2 separate regions of the Mus musculus genome follow, and region 2 is linked to region 1. Evidence: chromatin loops called from intact Hi-C (ENCODE). Cell type or tissue: heart. All regions are shown on one strand. Links, peaks and the distances in the headings refer to the core of each region. The heading gives the core; the rest is flanking DNA.

The links. A loop is a pair of places that touch in the nucleus more often than their neighbours do. Peaks named below come from ENCODE experiments on the same cell type or tissue, not always from the same donor. Only the 100,000 strongest peaks of a DNase experiment are listed, where the experiment ranks them.
Region 2: it touches region 1 in a loop (2.4-fold over the local background); 3 of 42 quality-filtered maps call a loop at or near these places.

Annotation. Positions count from the first base shown.
Region 1 is chr14:120,290,583-120,299,281 of GRCm38, reverse strand. The region is part of intron 1 of Mbnl2 (muscleblind like splicing factor 2); the gene reads right to left. All of the region lies in intron 2 of Gm52122 (a long non-coding RNA gene), which reads left to right. Among named protein-coding and RNA genes, the nearest start is that of Mbnl2, 19 kb to the right of the region's middle. In heart, for the core only: no CTCF peak of the experiment used is centred there; DNase peaks (open chromatin) are centred at 2,781, 3,201, 3,701, 4,601 and 1 weaker place; H3K4me3 peaks cover 777 bases; H3K27ac peaks cover 4,076 bases.
Region 2 is chr14:120,347,274-120,355,972 of GRCm38, reverse strand. The region is part of intron 2 of Mbnl2 (muscleblind like splicing factor 2); the gene reads right to left. Among named protein-coding and RNA genes, the nearest start is that of Gm52122, 31 kb to the right of the region's middle. In heart, for the core only: a CTCF peak has its summit at 3,716; a DNase peak (open chromatin) is centred at 2,572; H3K27ac peaks cover 3,049 bases.

The DNA of each region.
Region 1 (8,699 bases), core at 1,496-6,495:
GGGTAGTCCCATATGTTTTGGTCTTACATGTTATCTATTGTTTAGCTTCAAGATGAAAGAAGGTGATGGTACTCTGTGGTCTTGGTCTGATCTCCAAATTTATTTCAGTGGAGGGAAATAAGTGCTTCCTCACTTTACCTCAAAAACTAAGATAATAATTACACTTGAATCTAATGTGACACACTAAAACACAATGTCACAGGACCCATCTTAGAGTCACAGTCCTGTCCTACCTTAAAACAAACAAACAAACAAACAAACAAGAAAACAAAGAACAAGACACAGTCAAAAGAGAATTATAAAATATTTTTGTTCCTAAGAGGAAGTAAAAATAGAAATGTATTCTATGTAGCTAAACTCAGCTCAAATGTTCTTCTCCAAGGAAGACGTAAATTAAGATACTTAAATAGCTACCACTCCTGTAGAAAAAAATATCGCTATCTGTTGGGTCTTGAAAGCATCCAGAGACAGTGTTAACAATAACAGATAAGTCATTACCACTCCACAGGTAATGAAGATGATTCCTGAAAACGGCTTAGATGACCCATTGCCAAGGTTAGTAAACGAACGAATGCCACCTGGTCCTCCCGGCAGGCATCACTAAGTGATCCCAGCTTCTTTACCCCTTCAAACTTAGGCTTGGCATCAAAGAACATCTCACAACAAATTTCCAGGCAGACAGCCATCAGAAAGTGATCAGAATTCCCATGTGAGTTGAAACTGCCCCCAGACTCGGTCAAAGTTTACCTCTGAACACTTATGAAATTAAAACATATAAGGAGCTTGCCTGGTGAATAAATGAAGTCAAGGAGGCATAATTCTCATGTGAATATTTACCCTACTCACATGACTAAACTTCCCAGCCATCTCATTAGCATTCATTAGGTATAAATATCTTAACACCACTTATAAATCATTCTTATCTCTTCATTAGTAAGAGCTTCTTAAGGGTCATCCTTAGATATGATACCCTTGGCCAGCTCAAAGTGCTGTATGTCACCATAATTAATAAAACTGTATATCTTTATGAATGGTGTATAACTCAGGTTCTCCAGTAATTGGATTGAAATAAAGTCTTATCATGTGTTACTTTATATACATAACCCTCCTCCAGCCTATACGGCACCGGTCACCCGAAACGCCCCTATTTTTATGAGCAGTGTGAAGATGTACCCAGAACTGATTTCTTCAAAACAAGCACCATGAAACAAATGTCTGATTCTTTGGCCAGCGTGCACTAGCCTCAAAAACAAACAGGCCATTATATGAGGGGCAGAAAATTGAGATTACAAAGCCACTGAAAACAAGGCACATTATCAGCTGGTCTCCACTGCAGAACAAAAGTCACAAAAGCACCCCAAATACATGAAAAAGCCAAGTTTCTAAGTTTCCTGCAGCCTTCAACGGCTTAGGGTAGTCACCCCAAATAGAATACACCTTTCTGTCAGATGCAGTTTCCCTCAGGTCCTCTCATTTTGATCCACTACCAAGCTCTGATCTATTTCTGTCCCCTGCCCTTCATTTCATTGTTTTCAGACTTACCGTAGCCTGCATTTACTCAGAACAGCTACAAAAGTCACGGTGTTTAAAATGCAAGAAAACATGAACTGCAAATACTTTATGAGCCGGCTTTTAAACTTTTTGACGTCCGGCACTATGTGAATAAACTAAATATAAAAAAAAAATCACGTTGGAATTTTCCAGGCAGTCGTATGACCTCACCCTGTAAATTAGACTAAACGAGGAGGAGTTTTGAAACCACCATTATTCAATGCCATGTGAGATGTTTTTGTTGTTTTCCCCCCTTCTCAGACATTTCTAGCTTGAGGGGAGAGTAAAATCCTGTTCGCAGCATGGCCACGAGGAAGGAAGGAAGGATGGGGCTGCTCTGCAAGTTTTTGCCCTGCTATGGAAGACTCAGTGCGTGCGGAACAAGCAAGGATCCAGGCCCAAGTTCCCTGCGTTCTTTCCCCCCAGTCTTGCTGAACAGTAATGAGAGCAGAGATATGTCCCAGAGGTAAACATGGCCACTCCCAGCCCTGTCCACAGCGCATAAAGCAGTCTTGTTTCTCCTTACCTTATTTGCTGGCAAATTTAACTCTTAATTCGTGTGGCTCTCCCTTGAAAGAGGGAAGCAAGCAAGCGGGGAGAAAGCAAAGCTTATGGCTTAATGCTCAATTGCCCGTTAGTTTTAGTTTATTGATGAGACTTGATACGTCCCAGAAGCAAGCAATTAGAAGGAATTTGTTAATTAGAAGGACTCTCATATCATGATATCCTTCTCCCCGTTTCTTTGCTTGCTGCTCTTCAGCAGAGCCGTCAAACCTCCCTTCTCAAAAAGAGCAACCTGCCCTATGATCTGCTGCCCAGAAGAACAACCACAGCCACCTACCCTGGTCCCTGTCCCCTCTAACCTCGCCCTCATCTCCTTGAGGTTGACTGTTCTGCTACGTGTTTACAGCTGGAAGATTCGCCGATGGACCTTGAGACCAGGCAAGGGCATCTCTGTGGCCCAGCACCCTGAACTGCGTCTGGCACAGGCTGTCTGCCCACCTCACGATTGTTAGCTGAGAACCATCAAATGGAATTTTATAAGAAAATAAGGACCAAGACTGTTCTATCCTCCAGGGCAAACGGAAATTCACCGGATTTCAACTGCACTGGAATTTGGCGCATTCAAGCAATAGTGACTGAATCAGTTTTTCACCCCTACACGCAGTGTCCGTGGATTTCATGGGCCACAGCTGCAGACAGTCCCCTGGGGAACTCAGGGGAGGGGACCTGACTGGGTCAGTAACACAGAGCTTCTGCCAAACCTGGGGGTGGGGGTGGAGTCAACAGGCAAAATGGCGGGTTCTCCACGGAAGGCACTCGACCTCCCTCTCCTCCTCTGCTTTCATTTTCCCTCTCTCAGAAGCTTTCAGAGGATGATGTCAGTGGAAAATGACTCCACCATGCAAGCCAGTTATAGTAGCATCCCCACAGATCCGAGCTTAACTGTACTCAAACTGTCAATCAGGCAACATAAAGCAGGAAAAAAAAATAAGTCCTTCTCAATCTAAGCTCTTTTAAAGCTCTGTGGTGTCTTCAAGCCCTACCCTTAGGGCTCCAGAGACCGAGGTAATTCACGTATTACGTTCACTGGAACATACAATCCTACACCTCTGTTACACCCTGGTATCCTCCAGGACTGAAAACGGCCAGTCTCTGTGGTTGCGGACCAGCGCCAGGCCTCACACTGTGCCCTACAAAATCACATGCTCTTGGTGAACACAGCGTTTCTACAGAGGTCAGGAGTGCTAGTGCCCTTACTGCCCAGCCAAGATCCTGAAAGTGAAGCCTCCCTGAGCCAATCACAGGGCCTCATCTCTGGTGTTTCGATCCTCAATAGAGAGCTCTGGCTCCTGAACAGAGGGCATGGAAATGGCTGAGGGACGCTAAGCAATGAGCAAAGTCTATAAAGAGAGCAGACTACTGCATCCACGTACCCACTCCTCACTACATGCACAGCCTAGGGAACGGCAAAGGAAAACCCTTAGTAACTGTGCCTGGTATTCCCAAGAGCCAGTCTGTAATTGATGGTTCTGGGAAGTCTGGGAATGTAGGTGGATTGGCTCAAAATCCCACCCATTTCCTTGCAGCTAAGCCCAGGTTTGGGGAGACACCATCTCTGGTCTGTGAGTACAGGTCCAGCCTTTCCTTGGCAGCTTTGGAAGGCATCAGAAGAGTGCAGAACCAGGCAGGCAATCTCCTTTTGGAGGAACTCCATGTGTGTACACAGTAGGAGCTCATTTCCTCCTATTGGCTTTTGTTCGAGCAGTTTCCTTTGATAGAGGATGTATTCAACTCTCTGGCACGGCTGTCTATTCCAGGTATACTACTTAACTCAAGCAAGGCCTACTCCAGCTGCAGTCAGACCCAACTTGCCTACCTTAGCTTGGCCTTCCTGTCTTCTATTTTACATGAATACTTCTCTATTCACCTATCCGGGATTAACACAGAGTCAGTCAGGCTTCTCCGTCTTTGGCACACACACACACACACACACACACACACACACACATGTGCGTGTATGTATGTGTGCACGTGTGCATGTGTATGTATGCTCTTATGCATTTGTGGGTTGATCCGTAGGTGTTATTTCTGACTTCTTGATTGGCTGTCGATCATTTTCTTATGCTTCCTTTCCATGCTAACAGGACATGAAACAAACAGATTTTAATCCATATTCTCTAAAGGGAGGGACTGGGCTTTGTGAAGATGATTCAGAATGTATTTGAAAACTGTTAGTTATATTTTGATTGGGACATATTTTGAAAACCTTTCTCAAGTAAAAGCTGGAAAGATTTTAGGTACCAGGGTATTATACACTTCTGTTTTCACTCCCTCTGTTTTTGAGTTTCTTTTCCACTATTCTGCTCCTGTTTCGCCCTGTGCGTTGATCGAATGGATTCTAACCACACTTCGTTCTTTGTGCATGGTCCAAATTGTATGACCCAGAGCTCCGGCCAACACCTAACTTTCAAAAGTCTCTCTGCTATTGATGGGGGGTGGAAGTGACTTCTTCTAACACAGGCAACTAGGTCACCACATTCAGGAAGGAAGTGGGGTCTGGTTCCAGGAAGCACCTGGAAACAAGCACCCTTGCTTATTCTCTCTCTGGACAACAAAGCCATTGACCTTCCTCCAGGGCTCGAGTGCCAGAATGACTGACTGACAGATGCCACCAGAGACTTTCTTAGCTCCAGAGAAAGTCCTGCACTCATTCATTCATCTCCAAAGTTTAAATTCAGGAGTTGGGTCCTAACATGGTCTACTTACCATCTGCTTAAACAACCTAAAAACAGGCTGAGTGGAGACAGAATTAGTTTTATCTGTGCCAAAACAGCTCAAGGAATGGCCGACTATGGAGACTGTTCAAGTGCTCCATTTTCACACATGCACATTGTGAAACCCTTCAGATATAGACCCTCCTGTTTCCAAAAGCAACCACATTTCAACTATGTTAGAAATACAATGACTCCTTTAGTCCGAGATAGCATGTTTCAGGGGCTCACCATTTCCACCAAATGTAAACATACCCCAAAGCCTAGCATAAAATTCTTTTTGCATCATGTAAGGCCTTCTGCGTTCTGCTGAGAGAACAACGGGGTCTTTGTGAGGGAAAACAAGAGTTGAACTTGCAAAAATGCTTGAGTTGAAATCACTGATCATCCTAGACTGCTTGGAGGGCTGTTAGGAGTATACCCACCCCCAAAAATATATCTTAACTATTATGTACATGATCTTTAAAATTGGGTTTTAAATGCCTTTTATGTAGGTGATCACATTTAATCCTACTCATCAGAGAAGTAGATAACCCATCCTATTTGAAAGATGGGGAAACTGAAGTTCAAATAGATTAGCAAAGTTGCCTAAAGTTGTGCTTCCATCCTGCAACAAGGCCAGTGTTTGAATGTGGAGCTTGAACAGCCTCTAGGAACGAGAGCTAGGAGGTCAGTGAAGAATGTGTCTAAACCTCTGGATTCTTCCAATAAATGTAGACTCCTGGGCTCCACCCCAGATATCTCAATTTAGTGTTTTGGGGCACAGGCCAAAAAAATCTCCTTTTGTTTTTTTTTTTTGTTTGTTTGTTTGGTTGGTTGGTTGGTTGGTTGGTTTGGTTTAAGTTTTTCTTTGTTTGTTTGTTTTTTAATTCAAGCTTCCAAAGAGTTTGAGCTGCCAACAAAACCAAGTCTTGAGAGCACTGTGATCAATCAGCTTTTGCAATGGGGATGGCAAAAGCGATGTCTTTCTTCTCCTGGAGTCACTGTTGGGTAAAGCAGGTGTGTTATAGATACTTGGCCTTGTCACATCCTTCAAACCTCACTCTGGCCTTGACCATAGCGTGCTTGTCTTTGATTAGGTTTTCAAGTGGCTAGTCTCTCAAAGGGGAAGAAACTGGCCAATCTATTTTGTGAGTTGTTCCTCTGCAGAGGGACACAACCAAAAGTGTCACTTCTGTGTCGATGAAGCAACTAGAATTTGCTTCTAAAAAATGTCAGACACTCTAGACAACTCCCAGCTCAGCATTTTAGCCCTAGCCTTTCTCTGACCACTCCCCTTATCCACCAGCATTCCTCTGTAAAGTTTGAATAAATAAATAAATAATAAGATCCCTGGTTGGAGATTCTAGGGCAGAGCTGGCCTCCCTTCAGTACTATAAAGCTTCACAGGACTGCTTCACAGGACTGCACTCCCAGGGTGACAATGGATTCAGTTTACACTGCAATGGAAAGTTCTGCCTATGTTTGGGCGGATGATGAGGCACGGATTTGTGTGAGTCTGACTCATAGCTAATCCTCATCTAAAGAAATGCCTGCCTTGATAATAAAATACTTCATTCATTCCATCTTATCTTGAAAATATTTGTTGGGGTTGTACTGGTTGCCAGACAACAGCTTATACGTGCCATACGTGAGGATTACTACAGGACACACTTAGCAGCGTCCACACACACATCTCTCATGATAGCTTATAGTAAGTAAAGGAGCAATGCTCTGACCCAGGGAATGAGCAAAACTCAAGGGAAAATAGCAAAAGAAAGACAATGTTGCCCCACCATGCTGACAGCAGCCGTGTTTCTGAGTTGTGTTTCTGAGTCATGGCTAAGCCTGTAAATGATACAAAGCTCACCTTCAATTAGAAATGGGGATCAGAGCAGCCCGCTGGCCTCTCCTCAACACACTTAGTCTAATGAGAACAACGTACGTCCGACAAAACCCTGGACACTTCCTGGAGAAGCACCGAGATCTCGATTTACCACCTGCCATTAGATTTACCTGACTCTTTTCACCTTCCCCACCATGGAAGAATCAAACCTCTTCCTGTAACTGCTCTCAAACTCTTTCTTCCCTGTGGCTTCAGGCGCTCCATTCCCAGAAGCTGCTTCTGACTCAAAGGTCAGCAGTGTCCTCTGTCAGCCTAGCACACCTCCCCCACAAGACCCACCAACCACCTTAACCCTGTTGCCTCTCCCCTGCCCACTGCACCTCCTTTGATTGCCATAAACACCACACACTTTTCAACAGTTATACATTCCATACTTGCAGGAACTTGTAGTCCAGTGTTCCACTCACAATTCTTCCTAATGTGTTTCCAAAGGCCAGGCTTGCCTTTTTAACCCCCCTCACGCCAGGACTACATGCCCAGCTCCCATCTTTCTCCAACTTCAGAATCTGCCATTATTTCTCACAACCCTTTGGTTATCTAAGCCCTTAATGTAGGGTAAAGTGGAAAACATCATCTATTATACAGACTCCAAGGTACTGGGAGATGTCACAAGGCCCACACACCTGGGCCTAGGTACACTCTTTGAAATGTCATCATCTGCTGTGTATGTGTATGTCCACAAAGAGCCTAGGCTATCCCCTTAAATATGCATTCTCTGAGGCTGTGCCATCAACTTTTTTCTAGATTCCTTGTGTCCTTAATAGACTCCTGTTTTCACCTCAAATATCAGCCTTCTGCAGATAAATACCAAATTCACACCACGGTCTGCACATCACAAAGCCTACACCCACCCTTCTCACAACACCTGGAACCCCAGCCTCCGACACCGGCTCCCCATCCACGTCACCGAGCGTCTCTGGTGTGTCTGTTTGTGTCTCCAGGTCCTCTCTATACTATTTCCCTTACCCTCCAGTAAGTCCCACCCAAGCCCCTGGTCCTGGCTCTGCATCAGTACATCACTTCCTGGTTCTTCAACATTCCAGCTCCTGGAGCCTTCGGGGCTCACCCAAGTACCCCTCACCTGGGTCTAAATCAGCCTCAGGCTACGACTGATCCTATCTCACATCTGTTCACAAACACCTGGTGGCTGCTGCACTCTAATGAAGTCTGAGGCCCAAGCTGTAGCTAGCATTCAGAGACACCTGCAACTCGGCCCACGCCAAGCTCCAACTGGCAGACAGGCTGTGGTCCAAAGAGTATGTATGCCTGGGTGCTTCCGAAGTTCATGGCATGCCCTGGGACTTCCCGGAGGCCACTGGAGACGTTGTCTCCTCCAGGAAGCCTTCCCTGGCTTGTTTAGATGGCCGAAATCTTCTCACGGGGGCTTTGTAACACAGGTTACACACATAACCTTTACACAGTGACTTGACCACGGAGGCTTTCGCATGGTGGCTTTACCACTGTGGCTCATCCACTCGCCTACCTTTCCTCTCACACACTGTAAATACCACAAGCGAAAGGGAAGATTTGAGCAACACCTTTAGTTATTGTTTCTGTAGAGCTTTTCATAGTCAACAGAAACTTCAAGTAGAAAGCAGTGATATTGCAGGCCAAGGCTCAGTGACAATGCCATCAGCCCTAGCCACACATGGAGGGCCCTCTCTGTGGGCAGCCAGCACTGTCTTCTCATATCCTCATGTCATATCCTCATATCATATCCTCATATCATATCCTCATATGATTCTAGAGAGATAACTGTGATCATCCTGACTTTTAGAAATCTTCTGTGCTGGGCGTGGTGGCACACGCCTTTAATCCCAGCACTCGGGAGGCAGAGGCAGGCGGATTTCTGAGTTCGAGGCCAGCCTGGTCTACAAAGTGAGTTCCAGGACAGCCAGGGCTGCAGAGAAACCCTGTCTCGAAAAACCAAAAAATAAAATAAAATAAAAATCTTCTGTGTGTGTGCATGTGAGTGTGTATATGTGAGT
Region 2 (8,699 bases), core at 1,164-6,163, 57 kb before region 1:
TAACATTTCAGAGTTGTGTGTGGTTATTTCAGTCATGATGGCCTTCAGGCTAACAACACAATAAAACCCAACAAGGGTTAATATAAGGTCTAAGATCCTAATGTGTGGGCTTGGGCAGTGTTCAATAACGTGTGACAGCATCAGTTTTACTAGAAAATTCCCTTTGTCCTGATTGTTCCCCGCCACCCAAAGAAAATTCCATGAAGCTCATTTCTAAAGCAAAGTAAATATCCAGCCGGTCAGAGGGATGACCTTTCTCTTAATAGAGGGGATGGGCTTGTTATCCGGCCAAATGTTTGAAATTCTTCCACCAGCATGCATAATTGAGAGAAATGTGTTAATTACCCTTACATGACAGCTGGTAGGACTTCCTGAACCAACTCTGAGCAGAGCATTGATCTTGAACTGCCAGTGTAAGTCACTGTACTGTGTTCATGGGAAGACAGAGGCCCCCACAGCACGTTCTGAAGCGCTGGGTCGACTCGCAGGGTCCCCGTGAACTTGGGCAGCAGGCTTTTTATGGCAGCGGGCCAATGCTCGGGCAACAAAAGCACCAGTGTGGTGCTTTGTACGACATGTTAGTGAGAGAGAGGAGGAAATCCCAAGGAAATAATCCCTATTATTACAATGGCTCTGTGGCTCCAGAGTGGGTTTTGTCACAGTGAAGCCCAATTCCGAAGGGCACAGACCTCTCCTTTACCCTCCCCCACAGCTCTCACCCTCAGAGTCACAGCAGGGCCTGTTATCTAAGGGGCTGGGCACTGCTTCTGGCGCAGAACTGCGGGCATTTTGAATAGGAAGTTGAAATTATGATCCTCCCTCACCCTACAGGACTCACTGTCTTGGCACTGGATGGGAAATAATCTAATTCTCCAAGTTTCCAGACCCAAGATTTTATGATTCCACGATAAAGGGAACTATTTTGTCTCTAGACAGAAAAATGTCATGAATATTCTTTTGTTTTAAAAAGCAATTTATATCCACTGACTAATATAATTTGCTACACTGCTTCTACACAAAATCGTTCCGTTTTTCTTTTTTTTTTAGATCACGAGTTATACAGGAGAGCTCTTGAATTTATTCTTTCTTCTCCAATTGCTGACTAAAGAGTTTCTCTCTCACCTGGAGCCACACGAGCGCGGGCTCACTTAACTTTTCTGAAATCCACTGTGTTTTCCATTTATACATTTCTGGGAAAGGAGTCTGGTTTTGGTTTAGTCTAGGGAAAATACATTAAATATTTTCCCTCTTAAAATGTGTAGAAGAAAAATATACATTTCTTTTAAACAACTGGAATCAATTTATGTCTCTGGCACACAGAGTGAAAAAAAAAATCAATTGAAGTTAAATGTTGAGAGGCAGAGAATGTCTTTGCAAGGGTCCTTGGACTTGTGTCCAGCAAGAGAAATGAGAGAAAGGGCAGAAGGCTCTGACAACCAGGCAGGGCACATAATAAGGCAGTCAGTCTGTGTATCTGTGTGTGTGTGTGTGTGTGTGTGTGTGTGTGTGTGTGTGTGTGTGAGAGAGAGAGAGAGAGAGAGAGAGAGAGACCGAGGCAGACAAAGAGACAAAGAGAGACACAGATAGAGACAAAGAGACAGACAGAGACAGAGGGAGACAAAGAGAGAGACAGAGACACAGAGACACAGAGAGTCAGAGAGTCAGAGACAGAGACAGAGAGAGACAGAGTATAGGCCAGAGATTGACACCAGGGTATCTTCCTTAATTTCCTTCTACCTTTTTTTTTTTTTTTTTTGAGACAGGGTCTCTCACTGAACCTGGAGTTTACCAGTTTGGCTAGATTAGCTGGCCTGCACTAAGATTACAGTGCACACTGCTATACCTGACCACTTCAGTGTGGGTGCTGGACACTAGGATTATAATGCACACTACCATACCCGACCATTTTAGTGTGGGTGCTGGAGGCTGAACTCAGCTTGTGCTTTGTGGCAAGCACTTTACTGATTAAGACATCTTCCCAGCCCCAAATCAATAGGTTTTTGTGGAAGATATATCGTGCATCGGATGCTGAGAAACACAATCTATAAGACTATGTTTCTTGCTGTCTTTTAGGAAAGTTATGAATTTAAGTAGGGAGCTCATTGGAGCATGCACAAAAATCTTATGATGCTCTACTGATGAGAATTGAGGGTCTAAAGGGTGCGCAGGGAGACCTCACAGAAACTTCGAGATGTAGACAAGGTTGCACCTTCATAAGTTCCCAAGAGTCCTGTGGAAAATCCATTCCCAGCTAGACAGGAACTTAGAGTTACTTGGCAACCAATATCAGGCATTACTGAGTACCAAGGGACCAGTGTCCAAAGACATGCTTTTTATTTCTTCTTTTCCTTTGCTGAGGTTTGGAATCGTCTAGATTTCTCTAGAAATGGTTACTCCTCTTTCCCTCCCTTAAATGGTGCAAGTTAAGTGAAGACTCCCAGGGAGTAAAATTGGCACTTGGTCCCTGCATTCACACTTCGGCCCAGAACCAGCCTCTTATCCTGCCTTACAAATCACCGCAATCGGGCACGGCATACCCCACTCCAGTTACAGTGGCGGCAAGACAACACTGCTGTCAAGTTTGTTCCAGGTGACACTGGAAGGCTTCGGAATGTGTACCGGGAGAAGAGAGCGCCAGGCTTGACAGAAAGAAAGCCAGAGCCCTCGGTACTGTTAAATAATGCAGAGAGCTCAAGGAAAATGGAGGTTTCAGGAAAGGAGGCCTGCGTGCAGTAACAATCAAGTCCATACAGGAGATCAGATCAAAGGCAATACTCAGAGCTGGGGTGGAGTAGGAAATAAGGTTGAATGCTTCTCTCATCTGAAATTTCCTATTAAACCAGATTCTTCTGGCCGGGGAGGTTGGAGGATGGGGAAAAAATGAATTTTAATACTGTAGAGAAAAATGTCCATTTTTCAACCTTTCCTGTATGTGAGTAGAAAAAGGGAGAGATGCAGGCTAGTCACAGAGGCTGCTCCATCAGGACTAACCGTCTCTATCCAGATTACTTCAATCTGTCCACACACGTGGTTGTGCATCCACACGGGGGTGCATCCACAGGTGTGCGCATGCACACACGTGGACAGCAGCACTTCTTCCATTCATTATGTTCTGTTTTGGGTTTTGTTTTTTGTTTGTTTTTTCCAACCCCTTTTTCCCTTCCCTCCTTTCAGCTCTCATTAGAAATTCTTATCTCCCGAGTCAAGTGCATTGCCCTTTTCACGTGAACACCACCAGAAGAATACACCAAAAGTGGAGAACTCGGATCTTAAAGTAATGAGTTCGGCTTTCAAGCAGTCAGTCTAGATTTATACCAATACCACATTGGCTGAGCCCTGGGGACCAGTTCATTGGCTGATTTCTCTCATATTTACGTACATCTTAGATTCCATTCTCATTCCCAAGCATTAGGCAGCACTTAGTTACGGAGGAAATTCTCCTATTACAGCAATTTCTTAATTACACATAAGAAAAGAGACAGAATTTGAGAATAGTAGTAATTCATGCAGAAATACGCTATAACTATTGGTATTAAATTCAACCGAAGAATGTAGCCAACGCTACTGATAAATGGAGGCAGGAAGTTAAACAGAATGTTATCTTTCTGACAGTCCTGCGAAGGTCGTAATGAGAATTTCCTTGCTTTCAGCGAGAGGAAATGGTAACTAAGAGAAGGAAGAATGCGGGCAGGAAAGCCCAACAAGCCCAGAAGAGTGAACTCCCCCTGGCGCCTCAGCTAGATGATCAACATGCAGGTTACAGAGAAGATGTGGGACTCAAATGCAGCCAAATTAAGCAGAGTTGATTTCCTTCCAAAGCCCCCTGCCCAGGAGCAGTGCACAGAGTACACTACTGTGATCCCACACACTGATGCATCATGTCTGTGGACGTCACTAAGCACTGCTTATAGTTTTATGACTGAAGCGTGTCACAACGTCATTTACCTCATGAAAGGTAAGATCTACAGGCCAGCGAAGGTACCGGAAGATGTATGAGCTCAGTCTTGGGACACATACAGTCCCAAGAAACAGCTAACTCCCACTGATTGTCCTGTGACGAAAAAACGGCACACAAGCATGCATGTACACACACACACACACACACACACACACACACACGTATATGCACACTCGCATACACACAAACACACCTAAATAACTTAAAAAGTGTTAAAAGGTAAGCTTAGGACCCAGAACCAACCATTTAGAAAGCTAGTGTCAGAGCACACAGGTTGAGTATGACCTAAGTGCTTAGAACCAGAACCATTTATTATTTCAGACATTTTTAGACTCTAGATTATTTGGACTTAGGACCCAAATATAAACATGAAATTCATTATGTTTTATATGTTCCCTACATGCATAGCCTGAAGGTAGTTTTAGACCATAGTGGTAATTTTGTGTAATTTCACGGTGTGGGGTTATCCCCTGGTCTCTTCATGTGCTACTTGGAAGGCTTTAGGTTGTTTCTTTGTTTGTCTGTTTGTTTTAAACTTTGTAGATTTGGTAAGGCTACAAAATCCTTCACCCCTCTGATCATTGTACTTGTAGATGGCTAACAGAGAATGCAGAAAACAAAGAGTATTAGCAAATATTGTTACATGAAAAGTTAACAAAGTAAATAAATTTGTCTACACTGATGACTTATGTAAATAGGTATTTTTTTAAATATAAATTTTAACTCTGACAAATGGCCATCATAGGCCAGAAGGAATAGCTACACTGCTTAGTCCCACTGAGTGGCTCAATTCCTGAGAAGTTTAAGGAGATAAAACATAAGACCAGTGGGGCAGTGTTGGCGCACGCCTTTAATCCCAGCACTTGGGAGGCAGAGGCAGGTGGATTTCTGAGTTCGGGGCCAGCCTGGTCTACAGAGTGAGTTCCATGACAGCCAGGGCTATACAGAGAAACCCTGGCTCGAAAAACAAAACAAACAAAACAAAATCACACACACATGACGATTCTTTCTCCCCTAAACCACTTTCCAATCAAACTAACAAGTCTGAAAAAAAAAAACACAAACTCTTGCTCAGTCAACAGGATTCGCTAACTAACAACTCTGAAATCTCATGGAGTACACCCATCAACAGCTCTGAATTCTCTCAGAGTACACCAATCAACAGCTCTGAAATCTCAGAGTACACCAATCAACAGCTCTGAAATCTCACAGAGTACACCCATCAACAGCTCTGAAATCTCAGAGTACACCAATCAACAGCTCTGAATTCTCACAGAGTACACCAATCAACAGCTCTGAAATCTCAATACCAATTAACAGCTCTGAAATCTCACAGAGTACACCAATCAACAGCTCTGAATTCTCAGAGTACACCAATCAACAGCTCTGAATTCTCTCAGAGTACACCAATCAACAGCTCTGAATTCTCAGAGTACACCAATCAACAGCTCTGAATTCTCAGAGTACACCAATCAACAGCTCTGAATTCTCACAGAGTACACCAATCAGCACTCTGAATCTCACAGAGTACACCAATCAACAGCTCTGAATTCTCACAGAGTACACCAATCAACAGCTCTGAATTCTCTCAGAGTACACCAATCAACAGCTCTGAATTCTCAGAGTACACCAATCAACAGCTCTGAATTCTCACAGAGTACACCAATCAGCACTCTGAATCTCACAGAGTACACCAATCAACAGCTCTGAAATCTCACAGAGTACACCAATCAACAGCTCTGAATTCTCTCAGAGTACACCAATCAACAGCTCTGAATTCTCACAGAGTACACCAATCAACAGCTCTGAAATCTCACAGAGTACACCCATCAACAGCTCTGAAATCCCAATGATTCTTTGAGTGTGGGCCTAGTAAGAGACACTGTTGTAACAGCCGAACAAGGGCCTCAACTTCCCCGTTACCTCCTGAGAGGTGGCTGCAAGTTTTGGGAGAGGGCTTTTCAGGTCATAACAGTAGCATTTATTCAATTATGGTGTCAAATTATATCCCAGTGACCCGAAGGAGCTGGTGCATATCCAATTATGCCTAATTTGTACCCTGGGATGTGCCGATTCGGTTTCCGTGTAAAATCCTGGTAGAATGGCAATTTAACAAGCTTGACAGGATATCAAAATTGCTATGTTGTCTCCAAACCTCATTAAATGGAAGCCTGTGCTTCCCTATAACGTTCAGTGGGAGTATAAACTATTATTTTTTTTTCTATTTGTTTATATAAAGCAAACGTGCAGTAACACTTTATTAGAAAACAATAACCCGTTAGCATAAGACACCGTGAGGCAGAGCATTCTGTAACCGCAGCAGAGATGCCTGGGAGAGCACATACTTCATTGTCCTTCATGGTCCCAACATTTACTGGAACATAATATATTCCTAATAAGTTTGACATAATCTAAGGCATCATGGCAGCATCCTAAGCAGGCTGTGACGAGCTGGCAGCTGGCTGGCTGTGACATGCCTCTGCTCTGAGGCTTGTTTATGTGTCCTCTACCTTAAGTGTCTTTGACCTTGGCTCCCTCTTCATTCCCCTATGATGTCAACTGTCCGTCCTCCATCTTCTTCTTTTTTTCTGTTCTGGTATCTGTGGTTCCTTCTGGCCTCTATTTATGGGCATACCTTGATCTGACCAGCTTCTGGTCCCCCTTTTTTTGGGAAGCTGGTTGCCTGTCACCTAAATCTGCTAATTTTTGTCCACACGTAGAAATTTTCTACACCTCAGCGCTAGCACTCTCAACCACTCCAGGCTCACCAACCATTACAGGTCTCACGTTCTGGACTCAAGCTTGGAGTTACATTCCACGCAGTACAGCTTCAGAGGCCGCCAAGCTCTTCAGACTTGGGGAACTAAAGAACCTGGTTCAAATCCCTTCTCAGCCAGCTAGGAGCTGTGGTTGTTTGCAGCTTCTGAACATGTCCGCTCGACTCCAAAAGGAACATTTATAAACAGGAACTTTTTCATGAATTGTTGTGCGTATTGATGGCACGTCACGTAAGAGACCCGGCCTGGCCCTTGGTTAATGTCCTCTGAAGCTCTCAGCCAGTGGTCTTTCCCTGGAGCATCTTTCTCTCTGCTCTTTCCCTGAAGCCAACAGAGTCTGGGCTGGAGAAGCAGACAAATCCCACGACTGCTCTATGTGAGGACTGCCCCAAGTGTGTCTTGTTTTATCCATCTGCACTGGGGCATGTTAGGTATTTGCCTATTCTGTATCAGGGATGGAGTTCTGTGGGTCAAAGTGCTTTCTACCCCTCTGGATTTCAGACGCCTAAAATTGGGAATGATCTCAGGGTTGGATATAAAGATTACGTGACAAAGTGCTTTTCAAGAGCCTGGCGTGGCACAGGCCATCTGCCAGCACTTCATAAAGAGCAGATAGAAGACTTCCCACCTGAAGCCAGTCTGCAAGTCACTCCACGCACCATATCTCTTCTGCCATGCTGCTCAACGGCCTCTGAGGAGCTTGCTATCCCACCTCAATGAAATCCTTCAGAGCAAATCACTGCTGGCATTCAGCTCCTCCATGTTACAGAAAGCTTTGAGTATTTTTCCTGTAACTCTCTTCTGCCTCCTCATTCCACTGAACAAAAGAAACTGGAGGAAAAAGTTCTCACAATCGTGAGAATTGCTTATGGCTTGATGGGAAGACACAAGCAGAGCCACCAACACACCAGGAGACTGACCTTGCTTTCCACAGGAGAGGAGATGGGGAAGAAGGCTGACGTGCCAGGAAGGAACAGTGACCTCTGAGTGTGTGTGAGGGCACGGGAAAGCAGCCCTGAGGAGATCGTGAGGAGGGACATTGCCACCAGACTGCTAGGGAAAGTGACCTCAGAGAAGAGGGATGGAGCCCAACCAGAAGAAATCTGAGAGGTGCAGCGGTCTGGTGGCTGCTGGGAGGCCAGGTAGTTCTGGAAACAGGAAGAGTGAAATTGGGCCAGGGAGCTAGACTGCCTTATAGGGTTTCTTTTCCCTGGGGCTGCGGGAGAACACAGTACCAGATGCAGCCTGATACAGCACTTCCTGTGGGTAACTCAATCTTCCTGTGCCACAGCACCTCAGTCACCAGGGTGACCTTATCCTAAAAGCCCTCGGTGACATCCTGCCATGGCTTCTCTTCTGCCCACTCCACAGTCCGTGGCATCACTGCTGGTTGTCCAGGCTGAAAAGCTTCAAGGCACAATGAGGTAACTGGAAACCACGCAAGCTCCAGAAGTATCTAAATCTTTTATCTGGATCCAAATCCTGCTTCTTATTTACTTATGTAATCCTGAATCATTAACATCAGCCACTTCATCTAATTAAAGTCTTGAGTCATATTCATTTTGACTTTATCCACACGGGTGTTTCATTCACTGCATGTGTGTCTGTGAACCACACGCATGCAGTGCCCCACAGAGGCCAGAAGAGGGCGTTAGGTCCCCTTGGACTGGAGTTGCAGATGCTTGTGGAGCAGACATGTAGGTGCTGGGACTTGAACCTGGGTCCTCTAGAGAAGCAGCCTAGTGCTCTTAACTGTTGAACCATCTCTAGCCCCATTGCTTAATTTTCTCCATCTGTAAAATCAGGCTATCAATTCTAGTGATGCACTGAATTAAATATTCCTGATACATACTACTGTCTTTATGGCTGAACAATTCTAGTCTCATCTCATTAGAAACCTTCACCGAAGCCCTCTGGTCCTCACCGTCACCTCTATTCTGAAGCCCCATGTAACCTAATAGGTT